2 separate regions of the Homo sapiens genome follow, and region 2 is linked to region 1. The links are chromatin contacts, found by Hi-C or POLR2A ChIA-PET in ENCODE. All regions are on one chromosome and are shown on one strand. The core of a region is the stretch at or near the end of the contact, and the rest is flanking DNA. Distances in the headings are between cores, read along the strand shown.

The links. Hi-C counts contacts between places; a loop is a spot of excess contacts on that map. ChIA-PET counts read pairs that join two places held with the same protein, here RNA polymerase II (POLR2A). Pooled maps may share reads with other maps.
Region 2: a loop to region 1 is called in a map of HepG2, with 6 times the contacts of the local background. The contact joins two enhancer-like sites. A Hi-C loop is called at or near these places in 2 of 168 maps with a recorded cell type or tissue (HepG2 and aorta) and 5 of 50 pooled maps. POLR2A ChIA-PET finds 5 or more read pairs at or near these places in 2 of 52 experiments (T-cell and WTC11).

What each region holds. Positions count from the first base shown.
Region 1 is chr4:38,383,744-38,388,364 of GRCh38, reverse strand. LINC02513 (long intergenic non-protein coding RNA 2513) reads right to left here. Exons shown (of 2, transcript NR_149123.1): 2 at 2,606-2,988. Among named protein-coding and RNA genes, the nearest start is that of LINC02513, 19 kb to the right of the region's middle. RefSeq lists an enhancer at 2,583-2,877. Within about 2 kb of position 2,989, at least 7 of the 41 ENCODE cell types and tissues checked have a DNase peak (open chromatin) inside an H3K27ac peak, as active enhancers do.
Region 2 is chr4:38,422,074-38,426,043 of GRCh38, reverse strand. The region is part of intron 7 of LINC01258 (long intergenic non-protein coding RNA 1258); the gene reads left to right. Among named protein-coding and RNA genes, the nearest start is that of LINC02513, 57 kb to the right of the region's middle. RefSeq lists an enhancer at 826-1,358. Within about 2 kb of position 1,288, at least 2 of the 41 ENCODE cell types and tissues checked have a DNase peak (open chromatin) inside an H3K27ac peak, as active enhancers do.

The DNA.
Region 1 (4,621 bases), core at 1,740-4,239:
CCCATTGTTATTATTTTTCCTGTATTTTCTAACTTTTTAAAATAATGAACTTTGTAAAGATAAGATTGTCCTTGGCTGTAAGTAACAAAAATTCAAACAATAGTGGTTCAGCAGCTCAACAATGCCAAGACCAATGTCTGAAATGTTTATGGCTTTTCCTTCATGGCCTTCATGTGGTCATTGTACCCACCAGTTATCACACATTCATTCAAAGAGAGAGGAAAGGAACAGGAAGGACTGTCTCAGGAAAACACAAACGAGAACGCCATCACAGATTTAACATTAACTGGCCAGATTTGTGTCACATGGCCATCCCCAGCTGGAAAGTGGAAGGAGGGATGGGGATGTGTGTGTTAGGAATTGGGGCTGAGTCAGCCACTTTGCAATGTCTGCTATAAAGAGGTATTGCTGGGAGGCTGAGGCAGGAGAATCACTTGAACCCGGGAGGTGGAGGTTGCAGTGAGCCGAGATCGTGCCACTGCACTCCAACTTGGGTGACAGAGTGAGACTTTGTCAAAAAAAAGAAAAAAAAAGGTATTGCTTTGATAATTTTAAAAATTAGAGTTATTAAAATGTTAAAACAAGTTATTTCTTTTTTTCTTTGACTACTTGAATGCTCTCCGTCCTCCAGCCACCCTTCCACCCACTTAGGCTGCAACAGCCAGCAATTTCACATTCACTGAGCCAAGAGAGTGAGGAAGAATGAAGAAACCTGAGAGGAGTCTGCACCCTTTTAGGTGGTAGGAGTGGAGAGAGGGCAGTGTGCCAAAGGACTGGAAATCAGCTTGCTTATTCAGTCAACTTCATCTAGATCTCTCTGGTCTGAGGTTCTGGCAGTGAAAGCTTATCAGCAGAGGGTTTTGCAACTTCAGTACTTCTGGCCCTGCTGTTATTTTTTAGTCTGTGCAGAACTGGCCCTGGTATTTCATTTGGCTGCTTTGGTTTCAGCAGGCCTTCCAAATAAATAATACACCCATGAGACCTACTGAGGGAATGGACTAGATTGTCTGGGTTCAGTTCTTGGCTGTGCAGGTACCTGTTATGGTCCTTGGACCAGTTACTTAAGCTCTCTGTGTTTCTGCTTCCTCAAATGTAAGATGGGAATAATAAATAATACTATATATTTCATAGGGTTGTTATAAAAGATTGGATGAGTCGGTATTTGCCAAGTGCTTAGAATATGCCTATCACATAGTAAGCATTATACAAGTATTTGTTTAAAAAATAAATAAATATGAGAAAGGCAGAAACAGCCATAAGCTCTCTGGGTCCCATTTGTTTGAGGTTACAACTTACTTGGCATAAAGCTGAGGCATCTAAAGCTACAAAGTGGGTCAAATTTTCTTTTGTTCCATGCTGGCTGAACCACGTGGTCCCAGAAGTAGGAAGGAAAGAGAAGGCTTAGGAAGCTAAGAGCCATGAAACACCTGCTGAGTGGCAGGACTTCCTCATGGCTTTCTGTGTAGCAACTCAGTTAAGTCTAATCAGGCAGGTGCTATCACTGCCCTCATTTTACAGATGGGGAAACTGAGGCTCAGAGAGGTGAAGTAACTTGGCCACAGTCACATGCTATGAGTGGTGAAGCTGAGGTTGAACCCCAGCAATGTGTGACTTTCAAGTGTGGATATTCCACATTAAGAATGATATTTACATGGGAGACTTCACTTTACGTGGTTTTAAAAGGTTAAAGTGTACATCAATCTCTAGTTTAAAGATACTGAGGGCGCTTTTATTTAACATGTCCTAGTAGCAAATTTTCCTGTAAAATGTTTAACTTCTCTCTGTTTAGTTTGGCAAGTTTGAATTTTTACATGTTGTGTTTTCTTACAGTATAGTGCATCTCTATTGTTCAAAAAAATAAATTTCAGGCCTGGAACTTAGTTAAATTCTGAGGTTTTGTGGGTTGTCCTTTAAAAAAATTTTTTTTACTTCTTTTCTTCCTTTCTTTCTTTGTTCCTGCCTGCCTCCCTGCCTTACTTTTTCCTTCCTTCCTTCTTTCCTTTCTTTTCTTCTTCCTATTCCTCCTCCTCCCCTCCCTCCCTTCCTTTCTCTCCCTCCCTCCCTCCCTTCTTTCCTTCCTTCCTTGCTTCCTTCCTTCCTTCCTTCCTTCTTTCCTTCCTTGCTTAAGTCAGGAATACATGATCTAAAGATCTCTCTGTGTCCTTCTAAAATAGCTGAAGCTCAAAGCCAGTAATTACTAGCAAAAAAATGACCATTTTTGTTGCCAATTCTGAGCACATTATCTTGAAGCTCAAAGCCTGGCCTAAAACAACTGAAATTATAAATAATTAACATCATGAATATCTCACAGGTCCAAATTCCTCCACGAGTAACCGCAGAATTCCTTTCTGTTCTCTGATCTGTCAATGCTACCTTTGCAAATGCCAGTTCCAAAGACATAGAAGCAAATATTGCTCAATGTTTTTATTAATGACTATGATCATGTTCAAGCAAATTGTGCATGTTCAAGGCACATTCCCTGTTCTCTCTCTTTAAGAAAAAAAATCACTAAGCCCCACCCTACCCCACCCTTAGCTTTGAAAGGTCTGAAGTCAGTGGTGCCTGAGATAGAGCCAAGATAAAACGAATTGAAAACAAAATGAGCTTTTTTTTTTTTTTTGAAACTTTTGTTTCCAGCTTATAGACACTCCCACCTCAAGTTGCAGAATCCTAGGGATCTGACCCAGTGTCACCTTCAGCCCCAATGGGGCCTTTAGGCCTGTCCTATGTAGGCTGAGGCCCCTCCCAGGTCAGTCCCTACCCCCATTGGAGGCGAATTAACTCTTTCAGGGGAAGACTTGTGCTGGCTTCCAACAACCCAATCTTCCTACTCTGGAGGCTAATCTTTTCCCCTTTTATGCTTTTGCCTTCATAATAGTCCTCATTCTTCTTCCAGAGGGTTAGAGGGTGAAAATAGCCAAGAAGCAGTTGCAAGAAGGCTCTGAAGTTCACATCTTGTGGGTAGGGCCGGCAGTAGGCAGGAGAGACCTGGGAGAGAGATTAGGTGAAACATTAGCCACAACCTTTTGGATTCAGTCCAGTGTCTTTCAATTATTTCTTGATGTGCTTTGGGTACTGGGCTTATTTGGCATGAGACAGGCATCCATTAGAAGATTTCACAATGATTTGCCATGTTACAGTTCTAAACATGCGAACTCATCACCAAAGAAAATTTATGTTTTTACCGCCTTTTCCTCCCACCTCTCCCTGGGGAGCTGCAGGAAAAAGCAATCCAAACGAATTAATCAAAATGACTAGGTTATGCTCTAAAAATAATAAACGTTGCCGTAGTCTGGATCTTTTTCAAGTTTGAGCTTATTTTGTGAGCTTGAATATCGATACGTCAAAGCGCATGTGCATGTATATATTTTTATTAGAGGGATGTGGACTATTGCATGAGGACAGGTAAGTTATTAAGATACACAAATGCAATTGCTCTCATAATACTAGACTGCATTTCAACTAAGTTAATTAAGCTACTTGGCCAATGAAGAGGCAAAGGGTAGGTGCCTTAATGATTCCTTAACTTGTCTCATAAGCCAGCCTTGCAAATTAGGATAGGCTACAGAACTTGAGCTCTGAAAACAAAGCAGGACAGAAACTGAGGTGCAGACTTAGAACAATAACAAAAAGGAAAAATGTCTCCTTGAGCTTCCCTTACCTACTGCATAAGACATTGCTAGACAAAAGCAAAAGGACTGGAAAAAGTTGAAAATTTATTCAAAAAAGTTAGTAAATAATAACAGAAAACAAGCAAACAAGAAACTGTTATTATCTTCATATTTTCAAAATATCTTCTAAGAGATCAGCTCCAAAAGAAAGTTTTAATATAAAAAGAAACCTGTAGCTGAATCCCGAGTTTTCAAGGCCTTCTTGTATTGTGAGAAGGCAATTAGATCAACATTAGGGCGAGGCCGAGAGGGAAAAATCTGTATTGGGAAAAAGGAAAGTGGTGATGATCAGGGTAGAGTCTCTTCTTATTTTAAATGATGCAGTTATCTGATTTTTAATTGACCTTTTTCCCTAATGTATACCCCAAATATCCTCAAGCAAGATGTTTAAAAATCCAGATCCAAACCATCCACAGCCCTTGATGATAATTTATCCATGTTAGGCAGGGTGACGAGGCCCCTGTGATTGTCAGAAAAAATTAGGAGCAAGGATTCCCCAGCTTTATTGTGCATGTCCTTTGTCTCTGGATCTGATCCCTGATGTTATTGGGCTGAATCACAAGGTTATTTCCCACCTAAGAAATCTCATCTGGCTTGAGAATGCTCCTTAGATAATTTCAGCGTCTTTATTCTCCAGAGAAGGTTGATTTCAGTGTTACTAACCCCATCCTACTTTAGCCAGCCTCCATTAATCATGGCTGGCAGGAGAGACTAGAGGGTCATGGGTAATTGAATTCCAGCCAACCTTCAAACCTAATTCAAGTCAACCCTTTGACCTCTTTGCTGACCAAATCTGCTGCCAGAGCTAGTAAATAAATATTGCTTTTTAATTAGACGAAGCCTTTTTCGAGAGCCTACTATGTGTTAGCTTTGTGAGAGAGGCAACCATTATCTCACTTCATTCATTCATTCTGTCCACACTTCCATTGGAACCCAGACACAAGGAATTA
Region 2 (3,970 bases), core at 39-2,538, 39 kb before region 1:
CTGATGTCCAGAACCGTCTTCCATACAATCCAGAAGAAAAGCCTCAGAATGTGAACTCCTACACTATGTAAATTCAATAAGTACACCTAGTAAGAGTAATCCCATTGAGTTCAGATAATAGAAGACATGGAAATGTGTCACCAATAATAATCATAAGACATTCTCAGCACTTTTCCACATGTGGCTAACGCAATCATAACTTAGCAAAGCTACTTTCAGATATACATCAGAATTTCTTGCTCTGTTAAATACAATTTTATGGCAAATCTTTTGCAATTTTCAATAGATCTCAACTTGATCTACTTCTCTTGTCTTGCACCTGCCTCAATTTTCTTGCTACTACTGTGAGGGAGGGGTTTTCTGTTGACTAGAAAGGGAAGTGATTTATGGGGCAAGAGGCAAAAGAAATGGATCCATCTAGAATAGCATTTTTATTATATTTTCTCTAAGTAAAATCAGAAAACTGTTACCCAGAGGTATTATGATCTGGCCATGTTAGACTCCAGCTCCTTATTAAATTGGTGAGTTATGGAGAAGGTGTTACCATCCGAGACAGTTTTTCATTTTCGTCTTTCCATTTAACTATTTCTTGAAGCTGATGAAATACATAGTACTTAGGTTATTGCAGGGTCAGGCAGAACGTTCTTTTTAGGGAATACATAGCAGTGAAAGAATTGTAGGATTTTTAAATCTGGCATCAGAGCTTGGCAAGTTTAAACATCCAAAAACATCCCTTTTTGTGTAAAAAGGGAAAACTCTAATCCAGAGAGACTAAATGACTAAAAGACTCAGAGTGTGCTGCAGAACCAGGTCTGGAACCCTAGAATCCTGGCTCCCAGTCCGTTACTTCAAGTACAACTTTTTCGAAATTCACATTGGCCACGAGTAGATTCTCCTTCCATTGTAAAAGAGCATTTAGGCCACAACCAGCAGAAACACTAAGCTGCCGATTTCTGTTCATGATGCGTCCACCTGGTCATCTTCTGACATTTTCCAAGGGCTGGGACAGCTTTGGAAAGCCCTGTTAGAGACCAGGTTATTTTAAGGTGGAAAACAGAAATCCTAAAAAGCCCAGGCATATACTTGCTTTTTTTTTTTTTTTTTTTTTTTTAATGGAGAAGCTGAGGGACCCAAGAGCCAGCCCTGAAACCTTGATATTTAAAGCAGTTGTCTGTAGACATAATACCCTAGTTTGATCAAAGGGTTGGGCCACACAATCCCAGGGAACAGGAAGGCTGACAAGGGGGGAAGGGCCCTTTGTCCAGGAGGCCTGGAATCCGGATGCCCTGGTTGGCGAGGCTGCTGGCCCTGCTGGGGAGGGGCTGAGGCCCAGTCTATGCCCGCGTTCCTCCCCCTGCCCTTCTGGTCCCTACACTGAGAGATCAGACAGAGCCTGCTGTCTCCCCACACTCAGTATCTGATCAGTTTTCTTCAGGACATTAATAAAATGAATCTATAGGCTTTGCTTGTATTTTTGTTGTTGTTTAATTCTACAATCAGAAAAGGTAAGCACCCCAGTTTAACTCTTTGAGTCTTTCTCCCAGCATGTGGCTTCCTAAACAAATATTTCATCTATCGTTCAGGTCACATTCTTGACCTTGTTGTTTCAGGTGCCTGATAATTCTGGGCTAATGACGGCCTGGCGAGCACGTTGGTTCCCCCACCACCACCCCACCACTCTCCAGTGCACCCTGCCCTCCCTCCTGTCCCCAGCAGCTTTCCCTGGGCTCATTTTAGTACCAGCCCCTTCCCCATTAATTGCTTTTCCTTCGGTAGCCTTTCTTTTCTTTATCAAAGTGCTTGCTCTGAAGGCTTCTACTTCAGATTCCTGCCCCCAGTGCCCTTGGCCTGTTCATTATTTAATTTTGCTTTCAGTCCCCTGCCTGTCAGGCAATGTCTGCACCCTGTGATTGTTTTCATTTTTGAAAGTCTCCAAAGATCACAGCCTTGTAGACACACTTTAAAAATATTATAATGATTTCTGGTGTGCGCACGCGTGTACACGCACACAGACATGAATGAATTAGAAAAATGTGCTTTGGACCGACCTAGGTTCTCTGAAGCACAGAATTTGACTGATAAAAGGGCTTTATGCACTGCCCCCTGGCCCTGCTGACAACACTACCCCTAATGCCTCTCCTTCTGCTTTATGAGTTGCTGAGATGGGTGTTTTTCTGTAGTCAGTCAAACAAATACATAAAGTAACTTCTAGAGCTTTTCGGCATTGTACTAAGCTGGCTGAAGGCATTTTAGAGATCCAATCTTGCTGAGGGGCTTGCATTAACATGGAAGGAAGCAACACTCTCTGATAGCAACTGACATAGGTCTAGTCATGCAGTAAAGCATTCAAAATAATCCGGAGAAAGGGTAACAGATCGAGCCTTTGGGGATGAATGATAACTGGATTCAGGAAAGTTCTTCTGATTTTTCTTTTTGACCCCTAAACGTCAGATGTGTTCAACATTATTACGGACTGAGTTCTATTCCCCCAAAATGTGTATGTTGAATCCCTAACCCCCAGTGTCTCAGAATGTGACTGTTTTTTGAGACAGGGTCTTTAAAGAGGTAATTAAGTTAAAATGAGTTCACTGGGGTAAGCCCTAATCTGATCTCTGGTGTCCTTGTAAGAAGAGATTTGGACAGACCTGCAAGGAGGGAGATGTATGTGGGGCACAGGGAGCAGAAGGCCATCCTCAAGCTAAAAAGAGTGGTCTTAGAAGAAGCCAGCCCTGGCAGCACTTTGAGTTGGGACTTGCAGCCTCTGGAACTATGAGAGAAGAAACTCCTATTGTTTAAGCACCCACTGTGTGGTACCTTGTTATGGAAGCCCTGGCAAACTAATGCAAACATCGGTATTTCAAGATGGTGTTAGTTCTAGATGAACAATGAAATTAATCACAGAGCAATTTCTGGGCAGGAAGTGGCTTTTCTGCCCCTGTTTGGGTTTCCAGGCACTTAATTCTTATTTGCGGACAAGCAGTAGATATTCAGCATGTGTTTATTGGGCACTTCCTTCATGCCACACGCTGCACTAGGCCAAGCAACAGAGATTCAGAAGCCTATGGCTGTATCTAGAGTCCAGATGAGATGAGCTTCTCAAACTGGCAGTGGATGCATGTTGATGACGGTTCCCCAAGGTAATCTTCTTCCTAGGACCTAATGGCCATGTTGTAATAAGACTTTTCTTCTTTAGTTGCTAATTTGATTCCTAAAGTATTAGGTACATGTAAAATAGCCTTTTTGTGTAGATCAAAATGTTGAATTAAATGCAATATGGAACAGAAAATGATTAGAATGCATTCTGGAACAGAAAAAAGATATTAATGAAAAAACCGATGAAATCCAAATGAAGTAGTTCAGCTAATAATAATGTGCCAATGTGAATTTCTTAGTTTTTCTACATGTATCTTGGTTATTTCTATGGTTTGAATGTGTCCCCTAAAGTTCATGTGTTGGAAACATAATCCCCAATGCAACAAAGTTAGGAGATAAGACTTAATAGGTGATTAGGTCACGACAGCTCTGACATCATGAATAGATTAATTTCATTACATGGAAGTGGGTTTGTTTGGTGAGAGTAGGTTTGTTAGAAAAGTGAGTTCAGGCCAGGCATGGTGTTTCACACCTATAATCCCAGCATTTTGGGAGTCTGAGGCAGGAGGATTGCTTGAGGCCAGGAGTTCCAGATCAGCCTGGATAACATAGTGAGACCCTGTCTCTACAAAGAACGAAAAAAAATTAGTCAGGTATGGCCTGGCACCGTGGCTCATGCCTGTAATCCCAGCACGTTGGGAGGCCAAGGTGGGTGGATCACGAGGTCAGGAGATTGAGACCATCCTGGCTAACACGGTGAAACCCGGTCTCTACTAAAAACACAAAAAATTAGCCGGGTGTGGTGGTGGGCGCCTGTAGTCCCAGCTACTCGGGAGGCTGAGGCAGGAGAATGGCATGAACGCAGGAGACAGAGCTT